Linked DNA regions of Homo sapiens: region 2 is linked to region 1. Evidence: read pairs that join two places in POLR2A ChIA-PET (ENCODE). Cell type or tissue: GM12878. All regions are shown on one strand.

Region 1 (8,000 bases):
TCCACAAGACCTGAACCTGACCATGCCTGTGTCGGTGCAGGTCTCTGAGCAGAGCAAGTGACATCCGTCAAACTGTGTGTTTGACTGATGGCAGAGGATGCACTTTGGCACCTGAAGGCACCAGGGTAGAGAGTCTACAGATGAGTGGCAGTGGTACCCAGCCAGGAGCTGAGGCACACCTGGATTTCAGCTGTGGCAGGTGAGGGTGTGGGGATGGAGAGGGAGGGGGCCGGATGTCTCAGAGGCAGAATGACAACCTCTAGCACTGAGTGAATGGGGGCAAAGAGCACGAGGAGGAATGAAGCCCACCCCAGGCTTCCTCTCTGTTGAAACACCTGCATCCTTGTTCCTGCCTCTTAAAGACTCCTGCAGGCCGGGCGTGGTGGCTCACGCCTGTAATCTCAACACTTTAGGAGACTGAGGCGGGCGGATCACCTGAGGTCAGGAATTCGAAACCAGCCTGGCCAACATGGTGAAACCCTGTCTCTACTAAAAATAGAAAAATTATCCAGGTGTGGTGGTGCACGCCTGTAATCCCAGTTACTTGGGAGGCTGAGGCAGGAGAATTGCTTGAACCTGGGGGAGGTGGAGGTTGCAAGTGAGCCGAGATCACACCACTGCACTCCAGCCTGGGCTTCAGAGCGAGACTCTATTTCAAAAAATCAAAAACAAAAACAAAACACAACAAAACACAACAACAGCAACAACAAAAAACTCTTGCAGAGGTGATGAGGATTCCCCGAGCCCAGGTCTGCTTGGGACAAAGTCAGTTCTCTCCTGAGACGGGACCCCTGTCAGGAGAGGTGCTGCTGAAGCCGGTCTTACCCTAGGGATCTGAATTTATTTGTCTCGAGTCAGAAACTAGCATGCCAGCAACCACTAGCACCCAGCAGAACCATCATTAAGGTTGCCATGCTGGGGTCCCCTGGCAAGTCCCAGGGAGAGATGGGGAGTAACTAGGTCTTCCAAGTAAAGAACAGTTGTTCTGGAAAAATTGCCGGTCCTTGCTGCAGTCTCCCAAAACAGATTCTGCTCAGTCCTACCTTTGCACCTTGGTTCCCTGCAAGCCAAGGAAGAATGCTGGGAGCTTGCTCCCTCCCGGTGCTGCTCTCCTGCCTTCTCCCTTTTGGTCTATATTTTAGCCATCCTGCAAAGCTCGAGTTCCCACCTTCATCGCGCTTCCAGCTAACTATAATTTTCTTGCTTTGCTGTGTTTTACAAAACTTGCTGCAACATTATTTGGCAATACAACTTTAACTTTCAAGTTCATAAGCATCATCTCTGCTACCTCTGATTAGATCATACATCTGTTAATGTCTAGGATCAGGTCTTTAATTTTCTGCACTTACCCCAATACCTACACAAGACTGAGCATTTGAAAGACACATTATCAGGCGAGGTGCAGTGGCACACTGCACTTTGGGAGGCTAAGGCAGGTATGTCGCTTGAGCCCAGAAGTTTGAGACCAGCCGTGGGAAACATAGCGAGACCTCATCTCTACCACAAATAAAAAAATTAGCCGGGCATAGTGGTGCATGCCTGTAGTCCCAGCTACTTGGGAGGCTGAGATGGGAGGATGTCTTGAGCCCAGGAGATTGAGGCTGTAGTGAGCTGTGATTGCGCCACTGTGCTCCAGCCTTGGCGACAGAGCAAGACCCTGTCTCAAAAAATAAAATAAAATAATAAAATAGAAGATACACTATTCTAAGACCATTTGAAGGAATGAATGGAGTTTTAGATTTGAATGATCAAGGCAGCCTCCAGTTCCAAATGGATGAAGATTCCTCCCCTACTAGGTTAAAAGTCCTTCTTCATCTCATGCTTTTTGGTGAAAGAGCACTGGATGGGGAGTCCACCATAATTTCTAGCAGGTGCTAAATAAATGATTCAGGAGAAGGAAAGAAAGGAGGCAAGAAAGGGAGAGAAAGAGATCGGTGAATAGGGAGATAGGTGAGTAGAATACAACTGCTATGTATCCAAATTAGGGAGGGACATGGGAGGGTGTATGAGAACCTGGACCTGCTGATGGATTGTTGTAAAGGGGGCTTAGCTGGTAGGAATGCAGGGAAATACTTTGACATGTAAATACATGGGAAATATATGGGTGATTAGGTAGGTAGAGAAATGGATTAACTGATAAGTAGACATGAGTAAATAAGTGTATAAGTATGTAGACAGTAGATATAAATAGATAAATTGAGAAGTAGATTACCACCATAAGACAGGGCGAGAGGCTGGGCACAGTGGCTCACGCCTATAATCCCAGCATTTTGGGAAGCTGAGATGGGTGGATTGCTTGAGGTCAGGAGTTTGAGACCAGCCTGGCCAACATGATGAAACCCTGTCTCTACTAAAAATATAAAAATTAGCTCGGCATGGTGGCAGGCGCCTGTAATCCTAGCTACTCGGGAGGCTGAGGCAGGAGAATTGCTTGAATCTGGGAGGCAGAGGTTATAATGAGCTGAGATCACGCCACTGCATTCCAGCCTGGGCTACAAAGCAAGACTGTGTCCCCCCCACCCAAAAAAAATTAAAAAAAAGACAGGGTGAGAATAATGATAATAATAATAAAAAGAAGTAGATATAGGAAGGTAGGTACACAGATCAGGAAAGTTGGAGGGCAGGCAGGTAGGTGGATGGGAAAGTAGACAGTAAGGAACGCAGGTGAACTGCTCAAGGTCATAGCAACAGAGAACAGAAACCGTGACTGGTTGGAGAAGTGCCAGGCTTGGGGGCAAGCTGTGTTTGGAACAGGCTGGCCTGGGAAAACCCATGGGGAAATGCCAGCTTCCGGGTACAGGTGTGTCTCCTTCTGTGGTTCCTGGGGTAGAGGGCCAGAGAAGCAGTCCAAGATGAAAGGCACGAGTCTTCCTCGCCAACACATCCCCCTCCCTGAGGCAAAGGAGACTCCCAAAATCAGAACAGGGGCTGGTTCTCAGGAAAGGAAGCCCAGAAGGTGAGAGGGCACAGCCTCTCTCCTCTCTGGTGTGTCACAGCTCTGGTTTCTCACATCCTAAGGGCCAGATGGGGAAGGAAGCTGGAGGAAGGGAGCTTAGCGATCCCTAAGGGTGGGGTGTTCCTCCCTTTCCAATAAATCAGGCGACTTCCCAGAGGGAGCCTTTGTTCTGTCATTCCTAGAACTGAGACCTCATGGGCAAAAATGTCACGCAATGAAATCAGAACAACAAAAACAACCAACAAAGTAGAGTCAGAGGAATCAATAAAATGTAAGACCCTGGCAGGGGTGCCCTACAGCCTCTGAGAAAGTATGCAAAATGGGCCCCTTTGTGCCTCGCATTCCATGGTCAAACCCAAGGCCAGCTGAGGTTGCCCCCACTTACAGTCATCTTTCCACCATGCACGTTGGGCTTGTGGTTGCCTCAGACGCCAGCCTCAAGGCTGAGTCAGAACCAGCTTCCTCTTGCAGGGAGTGTATGGGGCTTACACTGAATGGTGTCCCTGAGCCCTTAGATCAGTGACTCTGAATGCTATTATCATCTCCACTTTATAGATGGGGAAACTGAGGCGGGGCGCCCGGGAAGTGCTCAAAGTCATACCTCTTGGAATTGGGAAGGCAGGACAGGCACTCAGGCTGTCTGAGGACATGGCCCATGTGCCAGTTCAACTCGAGGGCAGGGGCCACATTGATTTGTTTCTCAAATATGCACAGTACCCAAGCACTCAGCACTGCATTTTGCATGGGGTAGGTGTCTAGATATTGTCTGGGGCCCCCAGACTGCAGTAATTATTTTTCTTGGTGCCTCAAACCCCTGGTTTATCTTCTTCCTGTTCCATTCTCCTTGCTGTTAGACTCAGAGTGGTCTGATATTTATACAGTGCGACCTAATGCCAAGCACTGCCTTGGAAGGTTTCTACCTACCATCTCATTTAACCCTCACTAGAGCCCTGGGAGATTCGTATCATTGCTCCCATTTCAGAGATGAAGAAACTGAGATTCCGAGTGGTCTAGTCATGTGGCCAAGGTCACATGGTACGTAAGGAGCAGAACATGGCTTCAGATCCAGAGCTGTCCAGCTGTCCAGCCTCCAGCCTGGTTCTTTTTCCATCATCACCCATCCTAGCTCCCCCTTCTTTGGCCTCTGATAGATGTTGTTCAGATGTTGTGACCCACTGTTGACCAGGGACTGCCTAAATGTTTGCTTTAACTTCCCACTGAGGCACCTGAGTTCCTCCAGGGCAAGGACTTTGACTCTTGGGACTCACTGGAACTTTCCTGGGGCTGGATGCACACAGGTTGCTCAGTGTAGCACAGAGCGAAACCCCTAAGCTCCCATCTCCAGAACTGGGCTTTCTGCACAATTGCACCTAAGGCACTGCAATATCTGAAGGGGACTTCTGAATCATCAGGCTGGTTTCAGTTTGAAGACTGCCACCCTATTTGGGGTAGATTTACGGTAGCCCCTTGGGTTGTTTAGAAGAGGAAGCTAAAGCAGTACTTTTTTTTTTTTTTTTTTTTTTTTTTTTGCAGGAAGTACTGCAATTGGCCAGGACTCATGAGACCCCATAGTCTCCCTCCTCAGGTCATGACCAGAGGCAAATCATTAACTTCTCTGTGCCTCAGTTTACTCATTGGTAAAGTAGGAATAATGGCATTACATGAACTATCCATTCATCCATCTACCCACTCATCAACGCATCCATCCACTGAACATTCAACAAATATATATTGCATACCTACCCTGTGCTCAGGCCCTGTGCTAGGTATTTGGGACATATTGTGATCAAAACATAGATCCATGTCCATGTGGAGTTTATTTTCCAGTGGGAGGGTCAAACAATAAACAACACACACGTAATACAAAAGTAAGATATACAGAAGGTGGGGAGCCAGGCGCAGTGGCTCATGCCTGTTATCCCAGTACTTTGTGGGGTGGGCGGATCACTTGATGTCAGGAGTTCAAGACCAGCCTGGCCAACTTGGAGAAACCCTGTCTCTAAAAATACAAAAATTAGCCAGGCATAGTGGCACAAACCTGTAATCCCAGCTATTTGGGAGGCTGAGGCATGAGAACTGCATGAACCTGGGAGATGGAAGTTGCAGTGAGCTGAGATCTCACCACTGCACTCCAGGCTGGGCGATAGAGCAAGACTCTGTATCAAAAAAAAAAAAAGTGGGGAAAAAATCAATCTGGGGAGGGGGCTCAGAGTGTGGAGGGAGGAGTTGCAATTCTAAATGGCTTGGTCAGGGCAGGCTTCATTGATAAGGTGCAAAGAATAGAAGGAATTTAGGAGGTTGACCAAGAAAATGCTTAGAGAACAGTGCTCCAGGCAGAGGGAACGGCATGTGCAAAGGTTCTGAGGCAGACAGTGTGCTGAGCGTGTCTAAGGAACAGCGAGGGTGCCAACATGGCTGGAGTAGATGAACAAGGCAGACAGGAGTAGGGGATGAGAGCAGGGAGCTGATGAGGTAGGAAAGGCCTTGTGGGCCATTGTCCAGATTTAGCTTTTTCTCTGAGTAACGTGGGAGCCAGTGCAGCGTTTAGCACAGCAGAGGGCCAAGGTCATTATAGAGTGGTTGAGAGGGAGGGTCACAAAAACCCCACATGGATGATTTCCTTTTCCGAACCCCCATCAAAATGAAAGTCAGTGCCCTTTGTTTACAAACCATGCAATTCTCTTGCCCTGTCCTCTTTCTTCCCCTCTGAGAGCTGCCCAGCAGCAGCACACCTGCCCACTGTCGCAGGTCAAGCCTGGCAGCCCTGGAGGGAAGCTGGCTGGAGGGCAGAAAGAGAAAGCAGGAAAAGAGCAACTTGCCCTGCACCCCTCCCAGCTCCCCGAAGACCACACTGGGCCCCGAGTGCAGTTCCACTTTCTGGAGTCACGTGGGATCAGAAATAAATATATTACCTCCCGAGGGAGGAAACAGAGTTAAATAACAGGAACCAGCACTCTCGGAAAGAGGGGGTGGGAGGGGCTGAAGTGTCCGGCAGTGAAGGCACATGTGGCTGGGGCAGGAGGGGCTGCAGCCAGGGAGAGAGGAAGGTTCTGGCTTCTCCCCCAGGTGGCATCTGTGCCACCATCAAGACCACACTGGCTGTCTGCGCCCCTGTTGAGAAGCCAAGGGAGAATGTTTGGGTGGTAAAGATGCCCCTTTGCCTAGGTGACTGTTAGGAGGAAGAGAATTAAAGAGGAGTCCAATAGACGATGGAAACCACTTGGGTGAGAATTTGACCACAAGAAGAACCAGCCCTGTAGAAATGTTGTCTTGGCAGGAAAGCTGGTAAACAACACTGCCCTGGTGCCCAAGATAAGGCCGCCAAAATGCATTTGATGCCCTGAAGGCTAAGTTGAAGATCAAAGCTTGTCTGTCTTCAAATCCAGTCTTCACCGCTTCCCACCTGGGGGACCTGGGCAAGTTGCGTCACCCCTGGGCAGAGTCTGTTTTCTTCTTTAAGTGTTAAATAAGGATGGGGATCAAAGGGCTCAAGGTCAAGGGAGAAGTAAGAGGGTTCTAGATTGCGCTTAGGCTGTTTCTGGCACACTAAATAATCAATGTCAATCACTGTTATTCTCTCAAGACTTGCATTTCAGAAGGAGATGGAACAAACACCGTCTTTAGAAAGTTATGACCAGGTTGGGTGTGGTGGCTCATGCCTGTAAGCCCAGCAATTTGGGAGGCCAAGGTGGGAGGATCGCTTGAGCTCAGGGGTTCGCAAGCAGCCTGGTCAACATAGTGAGACCTCATCTCTACAAAAAATAATTAAAAAAAAATTAGCCAGGCATAGTGGTGCATGCCTGTAGTCCCAGCTAGTTGGGAGGCTGAGGTGGGAGGATCACTTAAGCACCGCAAATGGAGGCTGTAGTGAGCTGTGATCATGCGACTACACTCCAGCCTGGGCAAGAGAACAGACCCCGTCTCAAAAAAAGAAAGAAAGTTGTGACATTACAATGAAGGGAGGACTTCTTTGTAAGTGGGTAGGAGACGTAAAAAGTTGGAGGAGCCAAGGATGTGAGTGGAAAGAGGACAGTGCAGGCTTGTCTTTCTGGTTTGAGATGATTGTGTGCCACCAACGCTCTTAAAAATAAGGCCTTCATTCTCTCTCCCGTAAGCGAGTTCTTATTCTCTCTTTCTCTCTCTTTCTTTCCCCCACCTTCTCCCTTTTTCTCTTCCTCCATCAGCCTCCACCTTCCTTCCTCTCCCTCCCTTTTCTCCCTGTCTCTGCCTGTCTCTCTGTCTCTTTCTGTGTCTGTCTTTCTCTCCCTTCCTTTCTCGCTCTCCCTCTGTCTTTCGGTTTCTGTCTCTGTGTGTCACACAGACACACACATGCACACACAAGCAAATGCATGCAAACGCACACATGCCCCCCCCCAACACACACAGTGGGCTCTGCTTTCAGCTTTTTCTCTGGCTCCTCCTTTCTCTGCACCCCATTTCTCTATTTTTTTTTTTGAGATGGAGTCTTGCTCTGTTGCCCAGACTGGAGTGCAGTAGCGTGATCTCGGCTCATTGCAACCTCTGCCTTCCCAGTTCAAGCAATTCTCCTGCCTCAGCCTCCTGAGTAGCTGGGACTACAGGCACCCACCAGGATGTCTGGCTGTTTTTTGTATTTTTTAGTAGAGACAGGGTTTTGCCATGTTGGCCAGGCTGGTGTCGAACTGATCTCAGGTGATCCACCTGCCTTGGCCTCCCAAAATGCTGGGATTACAGGCGTGAGCCAGTGCACCCGGCCCCATTTCTCTCATTTTGACTCACACTGATTGTGCCTGCATCCATCTTCCCCACTAGACAGCAGACCCCTTTGAAGGCAGGAGCTGATCTGTCCATCCATGCCCCGTTAATGTTGGTGTATCGTCAGGGCTCAGGGAGTGAACCCAAGCAGGCATTTGGCTGCGTGCCCCTGGGATGGTTCCTTCCAGCAGAGTGGGAAGCACGCCGTTCGCTCCAGCACACCCAGCAACAGAGACAGTGCTCCAAGTTTTCACTGCTCCTGCCAGCTCACTAGACACTTGGATTTCTCACCAGTCTGCCTTCCCATTGA
Region 2 (8,000 bases), 56 kb before region 1:
CAGCCTCCCAAAGTGCTGGGATTACAAGCATGAACCACTCTATCCAGCTGATTCCATGTTCTCTAACACCCTATCCACACAAATCTGAGATGGGCTCAAGGATGACCACAGGCCTTGGAGATCTCTGCAGTGAGCATCTGTGCGGCTGAATCTGAGTAAAGGATTCTGCTTCAGGCTGCTGGCCAGCAGGTGTCTCAGGAGCAGGCTGGTGGAGGGCAGCTATGGAGAGACATTAGCTCTGCCTGCACTTACAGCCTGAGGACCAAGCAGGCTCTGGAGGCAGAGAAAGGCCTCAGCAAAGAAGGGCAGGTCGACCTGCAAGGAAGAGTGAGTGGAGGGAATGGGGCGGGGCACCCACAGCCTCTGCTAAGGTCTCATGGCACTTAGCAGGGTCCTCAGCGTCTGCTAAGAGCTCAGGAAATGGTACCTGCTCTCATTCAGACCGTTTCCATCGTTATTACCAAGCCAGTGCCAGCTTTGCCTCTCATAGCTGTGCATCTTTAGGCAGGTTACTTGGCTTCTCTGAACCTCAATTTCTTATCCTATTAAATGATAAGAACCTCAGTTTCTTATCCTATACGATGCATGGGTCTCAATGGAAACAGTTCCGCCCCCTTAGGTCGACCTTGGAAATAGGGTAGGAGGGCATTTTTAGTTGTTCCAGTGGCCAGGGGTGCTACTGGCATTTAGTGGCCTGGAGCCAGAGATGCTGCTAAATGCTCAGTGCCCAGAACAGCCACCCCACCTCCAAGAATTGTCCTACCCCAAATGTCAATAGCACCCTGTCAAACAACAATACATGTCACATGTTTAACATACAAGTTCTGCGAGATGTTCAGTGAAGTTTGCGGAAAGGATAGTGAGCTGGGAGATGAGGCTTGGAATCAGAGCAGGGCTTGAGGGGGCTGCAGAGGGGTTGGGCATGGGAACACGAGGTGCTACAGAGACACTGGCACCCGGCTAGGCACACAGAGAAGGCAGTGGGAAACGGGGACGTGCCAGGGGGCCAGGCCATGGAGATGATGCTGCATCCTGGGAGAAAGAGCCAAGTGGGGCTGCTGAGTAACTTGGCTGTGGCTATTGCCTTCCTGTAGGTTGCAAAGCATTTTTCCGGGCAAGGTGGAAGGTGTTGCCAAGCCCTGCCCACTACCCAGCGCTGGCTCAGCTGGCCCAGAGCTGCAAGTCAGCCCTCAGACCCTGGGTGACTCCTGAGCAGGCTGCACCAGCATCCCCCTCCTCCCTCCCAATAAACAGGACAGTCCTTCCTCTCCCGTGTGACATTGCACTGGTTCTCCAGCCCAGGGTCTCTGAGAAATTAGGCAAATTCATTAAAAAGAGTTTTATATTTGCAGAAAGACATTTTCAGCCTGAGTCTGGGGCTCCCAGTGGTTCCCTAAATTTGAGGGATGGAGGAAGACTTCCCTGCCCCACCCCAAGCCTCCCGAGCCTGGTGGATTGGTCCCTGTCCCCAGCCAACCTGGTGGCAGGGTGGGGCTTCCGTGCTAATAACCCCCCTTTTTCCTTCTTGTTAGACCTGCTCCCCTCAAAAGCTTCGTGCCAACAGAGAGGTTCCTGTTTGAACCCAGGAGAGTGGAAGAGAGATTGGGACTGAGTGCTGAGGTTGGGAAGGCACCTGCTCCCACAGAAGGGGGAACGCAAGAGGCATCCCAAGACCTCATCTGCCTGCAGTGTCAAATCGATGGCCTGGCCTTGGCTTCTGATTATTTGCAGCTGCGATGGATGTTTACAGGAACCCAGCCAGAGTTTGCCTCCCTGCACTTCATCCCGGAGCGCACCTGCTTCCCCCACTTCACCTTCGGAGAGGACACTTCAAACTGCGGACACACGCAAAAGCGACTCCCAGCTCCGTTTGATGTGAGTTGAGCCTTCAGGCCAGCTGGGTTTAGCCCGAGGCTGGTCTTAGATGCAGCGACTGTTTCAGGGGTGACTCAGAAGAAAAAGAAGCTGAGGAAGCTGTTGGGGGGCTGAGGGTGGGATTCTCGCTCCTTCATTTCAGGTTACTCGTTCTTCAGCAAGTTGGCAAAACAGACATCATGCTGGTGAGTGCCACGTTACTCCCCTGGCTGGAAATGCTTTTCTGAAAGTATGAGTGTTGTGCCTACTTAATTCTGATAAACCTGTCTAAGCAATACTTAGGAGGCTTACTTCTTTGGATTAAAAAAAAATGTATGCAACTCCAACCCCTGGGGCCCTGCCTTTTTTTTTAACTTTGAGATTCGGGAAAGGAGTTCTAGGCAGAACCTTGTGGCTGACAAACAGCAGAAGATCCAGTGGGGTTGAGAGAGTCTGCCCCAGTCGGGCTGGCGTGAAAGTCCCAGGCTGGCCCCCTGCCCCACTCCACAAGCCAGGGACAGCATTTGGGGTGTGGTGGGAAAAGCCTGAAGGCCAAGCTGGAAACCAGGCCTGAATCCCATAGAAGTGGGGGTGGGTATCCCCTGTGTCAGGCACATGGTAGACCTTCATTAAAGATAGGGGGGAAGGGCTTGGCATGGTGGCTCATGCCTGTAATCCCAGCACTTTGGAAGGCCGAGGCGGGCAGATCACTTGAGGTTAGGAGTTCGAGACCAGCCTGGCCACCACGGTGAAACCCCATCTCTACTAAAAATACAAAAAAATTAGCCAGGCATAGTGGCGCACACTTATAGTCCCAGCTACTCGGGAGGCTGAGGCAGGAGAATTGCTTGAAACCAGGGAGGCAGAGGTTGCAGTGAGTTGAGATCATGCCACTGCATTCCAGCCTGGGCAACAGAGCAAGAGAGGGATTAAATGAGTGGAATTGGGAGCTTGTAGTTTCACGGAATACAAGCAGTAATTCTCTCCAGTTTGCAGAGCACTTGATTTCAAAGCACCTTCACATACACACCAAGTGAAGCAGGGTTCAAACGATTGACCCCTTTCTACAGGCGAGGAGACTGAGGTGTGGGAGAGTACAGGCGGCAGAACTCTGGGGGGAGACAGTTGGAGCACCACTTGCCCTCAAGTGATGCTAAAGAAAGAAAAGCTACGAAATCTGAAAAGAAGACATTTGAGAGCCCCAGGGAAAAAGGTGAGCGTCAGGAGGGAGACATTTGTATGCAGAGAGAGGCCTGCGAGGAAGAGTGACCATTTGGAAGGTGCGTGGACTTACAATCCACTGGACATGGAATTGCACTATCATGCCCTGATTCCTCCGAGCAGCGCTTTACCACCTGACAAATGGGGTTCAGGGGCACTTCCGGCACACTGTGCCTGTCCCTGCAGAGAGGTCCTCCAAAGAAGTCAGAAGTCCATTCCTTTATAGGAGTGTGACTATAAGTATCACTTAGATCTGTGACACGGAGACAGTAATTTATCCACATCTTACGATGACTGTGCGTTAACTACGAAAAGATGCCCCTCTGGGTTAAAAGGCTCCACACCAGGACTCCCAGTTTGGCAAGCAGAACCCAGACTGGTTTGCAGCCCCCATGTTCCCCCTTGTCCCAGGTGCCTTTGTGCAGTGTACAGACTGGCCAACCTCACCTGGCAGCCCTGTCCAAAGAGTTTTTTTAATTTGCTAAAATATAAGACTCACCAGGGCAGGAACATCTTATTCATGACTGTGCTGTCAGTATGTATTTGCAGAATGAATGAAACCGTTAGGTGAGGATTATTTGTTCATTTTATGTTATTGAGCACCTATTATACACAGGCGCCTTGCTGGGTACAGAGGGCACAGCAGTGTACAAAGCGAGATGTTTCCCGCCCTCCTGGAGCTCATGTCCTAGGACAAGAGCAGACTGCATAAATAAGTGAAAAAGATAAAACTAGTGATGGGGTTGGAGAATGGGGCAAGTCCCGAAGGATGAGAAATCAGCCATATGGAGAGCTGGGAAGAACATTCCAGCCAGAGGCAAGAATGAAACACAGATATATGTAATAATGACAGCCAACATGTTATTGAGCTCCAATTCTTAACGTATTAGCTCACCACACCTTCACATAATCCTATAAAGAAGGTGCTGTGGTTATGCCCATTTTACAAATGAGGAGACTGAGGCACAGAGAACTAGCTTGCATAAGTAAGTGGTGAGGTGGGCGTTGAGCCCAGGCAATCTCGTTCTAGAGTCTCTGCCACTTGCCCCTAGACTCTTATCCCTCTTGAGTAGGAGTTTAGCACAGTGTCTGGCACACAGTCATCACTTATTGAGCTAATACTTTCTGAGCGCTTTGAATTTCCCTTGCACTGTGATAAGGGCTTTGCATGTATCTGCTCATTAAATAAACAGTAGTGGCCGGGTGCGGTGGCTCACCCCTGTAATCCCAGCACTTTGGGAGGCCAAGGCAGGCAGATTACCAGCCTGGCCAACATGGTGAAACTCCATCTCTACTAAAAATACAAAAATTAGCCAGGCGTGGTGGTGCATGCCTGTAATCCCAGCTACTTGGGAGGCTGAGGTGGGAGAATTGCTTGAACCCAGGAGGCAGAGGTTGCAGTGAGCCGAGATCATGCCACTGCACTCCAGCGTGGGCAATAAGAGTGAAAACTCTGTCTCAAAAAAATTAAATAAAATAATAAACAGTAGCTATCATTAACAAATCGTTAGTGTTAATAACTGCAGGCTCTGACCTCATTTCATCATCACACAGACCAAAAGCAGTGGGTCAGACCAAAAACCTGGCACATGGCACAGTGGATGATCAGAGCACACCTTAGTGCTCACTCCTGTAGGCGCACACACAGGAGGCCCATGGCCTCTGTAGAGTCTGCAAGTGCAGGGATCCCTTGCAGGGTGACACCTGAGCTATTTACAAGCTGAACCTGGATGGCAGCACCTGATACCCTTTGCAGCCAGTTCGAGGCAGGAGGTGCTTGCCTGTCTGCAAAGATCATCAACCACGCAGCCGGGTCTGGATTCCTCAGACCCTCTTGACACCCAGCTCTCACTTGCTGGGGAGAGGAGCAGAGCTTGGGAATCAGACTGATCCTGTGGGCACTGGGGCTGGTGAGCTGGAGCTGAACAGGCAGCTCCCACTGCCACCAGGAGTAAGCTAAGATGTCTTGAATTGGGGCTTCTGAGCAGACTATGCCCGAGTGAAAAGCAACAGTCGTGCCGGCAGCTCGCTGGGTAGAAAGCGGAGCTTCCAAGTCCCTTTCGGACTCCCTGCAGCCAAGGTGGGACTCCGTCTCCGCTAAAAACCAGCTCACTCCCAGGACAGAGCTGTGTGTCAGAGGCAGAGGCAAACATTCCCCTTGGTAAGCTTTTGGTGCTTCAACCTTTCTCATCCCCAAACAATTAATTTTCCACTGAATTTTAGGAAGCCACAAAGAAAAGTCCTCTCAGAAAAGAGGACTTGAGCCAAGGTGGGCTCTGGTGTGTGCACGCGTGTGTGTGTATGTGTGTGTACGTGCACACACGTGCATGTGCACATGTGGTGAAAGGAGGGTGGGTAGGACAGTAGCAATCCTTGTCACACTGGCCAACAGAATATGGCAGAAGTGGGCTGGGTGTGGTGGTTCACACCTGTAATCCCAGCACTTTGGGAGGCTGAGGCAGGAGAATCACTTGAGGCCAGGAGTTCAAGACCTGCCTGGGCAACATAGTGAGACCCTGGCTCTACAAAAATAAAACTAAAGATTAACTGGGCTTGGTGACTCACACCTGTAGTCCCAGCTATTCGGGAGGCTGAGGTGGGAGGATCACTTAGCCCAGGAGGTTGAGGCTGCAGTGAGCCGTGATCATACCACTGCATTCCAGACTGGGCGACAGAGTGAGACCCTGCCTCTTAAAACATATATATGTAGCAGAAGTAATACTGTGTGACTTCTAAGGCTAGGTTATGAAAAGTGGTCTCTCTCTATCCCCTCCTTTCTTTTTGGGACACCCTCCAACCCAGCCACCATACTATGAGGAAGCCCAACTAGCCCACATGGAGGGGTCCTAGCCAACTATTCCGTAGTGGCACTGAGGCCCCCAGCCAACAGCCAGCATTGCCTGTCAGACGTACAGAAGAATGAGTCTTCAGGTGACACCAGCCCAACCCTCAAGCTGCCCCACCTGACACAGAGTAGGACAGAAGGAGCTGTCCCCGCTGAGCCCTGCTCAAATGACAGATATGTGAGCAGAATAAATGTGAGTGTTGTTTTAAGCCACTATGATTTGGGGTGGCTTGTTACATATTAGATAACCAGAGCAGTGGGTACCCCAAAATGGTAACAGGGTATGAACTCAAACCCTGGACCTGCCTGTGACATTAAAGAGACATTTATAATGTAGTGAAAAAAGACACAGGAAATGAAGCTGTGCTTCCAGTCTGTTCCCCTCTCACCGCCCCATTAGTGTCCCATTAGCTGTTTCCCTGCTAAGGGCTGGTGCATCTGGCCAGGCCTAGCTTTGGCTTTGGCCAACAATGTCAGTGCATTGAGTCCCATAGACAAAAGCAGCTGCCACTGAAGCCCAGCCTGTTGCAATCTGGGGAATTAGCAGGCTGGGGGTTGCCCATCAGTGTCTTCTGAGTGCCCGGTGTGCCCTGTCAAGGTGTCTGGTCGGAGAGCAGGGTGGAGAAGTACTTTCTCTGTGGCCCGGTGCAGTGGCTCACGCTTGTAATCCCAGCACTTTGGGAGGCTGAGGTGGGTGGATCACCTGAGGTCAAGAGTTTGAGACCAGCCTGGCCAACATGGCAAAACCCTGTCTCTACTAAAAATGAAAAATTAGCCAGACATGATGGTGGGTGCCTGTAGTCCCAGCTACTCGGGAGGCTGAAGCAGAAGAATCGCTTGAACCCAAGAGGCGGAGGTTGCAGTGAACCCAGATCGCACCACTGCACGCCAGCCTGGGCAACAGTGAGACTCTGTCTAAAAATAAAAAAAAAGAAGTACTTTCTCCCCAGGGTGGCAGGGGCCTGGGCAGGCAGAATGGGGCTGCCTCTGTCACTCCCTCTGGCCTGGCCGTGGCTGTCCGCAATGTCCTTCAGAGAAGGCCTCGGGGCTCCTGGGTGGACCGCAGCTGCCACCAGGCATCCACCCAACTGGGCGCTAAAGGAGCCTGGAGCCGGGCCTGTGTCTGTCAGCAGAGCAAGATGTGGTTCATTCCGCAGCCGGGCAGGGGCCAACCCTGAACCAGCAGGGGCCGGGTGCCAGGATGCTGAGGCTCATGGGATACAGCCTGGAGAAGAGCTGTGTCCACAAGTACCCAGTTCAAGGTCCAGCGTGGTTAGTGTCCTCAGAGAACATGCTGTAGCGGGAGGAGCCAGGAGAGGGGGTTTAGGCAGGACACTCTAGGAGGGGCAGCTTGACACCTGGGAAGGGTGCTATCAAGATGGGGGGATGGGAGGGGCAGTGGAATGGAGGTGGACGTGCAGCACAGTGCGGGGAGCACAGGGCTGGGGGACAGTGATCTTCATAGTGAGGAGCAGGAGACTTGTCAAGCAAGTTCATCTGAGACAAACCCGGAGCATCAGGGCAGCCACCAAGCCGAAACAGCAGCTGGGAAGGCTTGGAGTCCCCAAAGGAAGCTCTTCCAAGCACTGAGGCTGTGGGATGTGGATGGCCAACTTTCCTGTCCCCTGATCTCTAAGCCTGACCACAGGGACCAAGCTCGCAAAGCCTGGAGGACAGCTCCACCGAGCCCAGGGTGGAGATGAGGGGATGTCTCTGATGACGCATGCGTCCAAGGGTGGTGGCCTAGCCCCACCTGTGTCCCGCCCACATTTTTTGAATGCCACCTTCACAAGGACACTGCCCCCAACCCACTGCGGCTCTCCCCTCCCAAGCCCACCCTGGTTACCCTGTCCAGAGCACAGCTGGGATCATCTCAGGCTGATCCGTGAATCCTGTTGTTGCAGGTGTTCCTGGACACTGAATGGGATGGTGGGCGTCCACATCCTGCAAGGGGGGATGGGACTCAGAGCCAGGTTAGAGGAGAGAGGGCGGCCTGGGGCCCCAGTGACAGCTGCCCCCAAATCCCTCCTTCCACCCAGCCTAGAACGTTGGGGACTTTTCCCCTGGCAAGATACCGACC

The links. Peaks named below come from ENCODE experiments on the same cell type or tissue, not always from the same donor. Only the 100,000 strongest peaks of a DNase experiment are listed, where the experiment ranks them.
Region 2: POLR2A ChIA-PET joins it to region 1 with 10 read pairs; 7 of 35 experiments call an interaction of 5 or more read pairs at or near these places.

The regions. Positions count from the first base shown.
Region 1 is chr16:10,866,655-10,874,654 of GRCh38, reverse strand. It overlaps a transcript of CIITA not described here. Among named protein-coding and RNA genes, the nearest start is that of CIITA, 6.5 kb to the left of the region's middle. RefSeq lists an enhancer at 2,546-3,745. In GM12878, no CTCF peak of the experiment used is centred here; DNase peaks (open chromatin) are centred at 3,394, 4,349 and 5,865; H3K4me3 peaks cover 1,484 bases; H3K27ac peaks cover 2,718 bases.
Region 2 is chr16:10,923,092-10,931,091 of GRCh38, reverse strand. CIITA (class II major histocompatibility complex transactivator) reads right to left here. Exons shown (of 20, transcript NM_000246.4): 19 at 7,767-7,864; 20 at 1-7,214. The coding sequence ends at 7,789. It overlaps DEXI (Dexi homolog), which reads left to right. Exons shown (of 2, transcript NM_014015.4): 2 at 1,533-2,201. Among named protein-coding and RNA genes, the nearest start is that of DEXI, 15 kb to the left of the region's middle. RefSeq lists an enhancer at 420-469. In GM12878, a CTCF peak has its summit at 176 (motif pointing right); no DNase peak of the experiment used is centred here.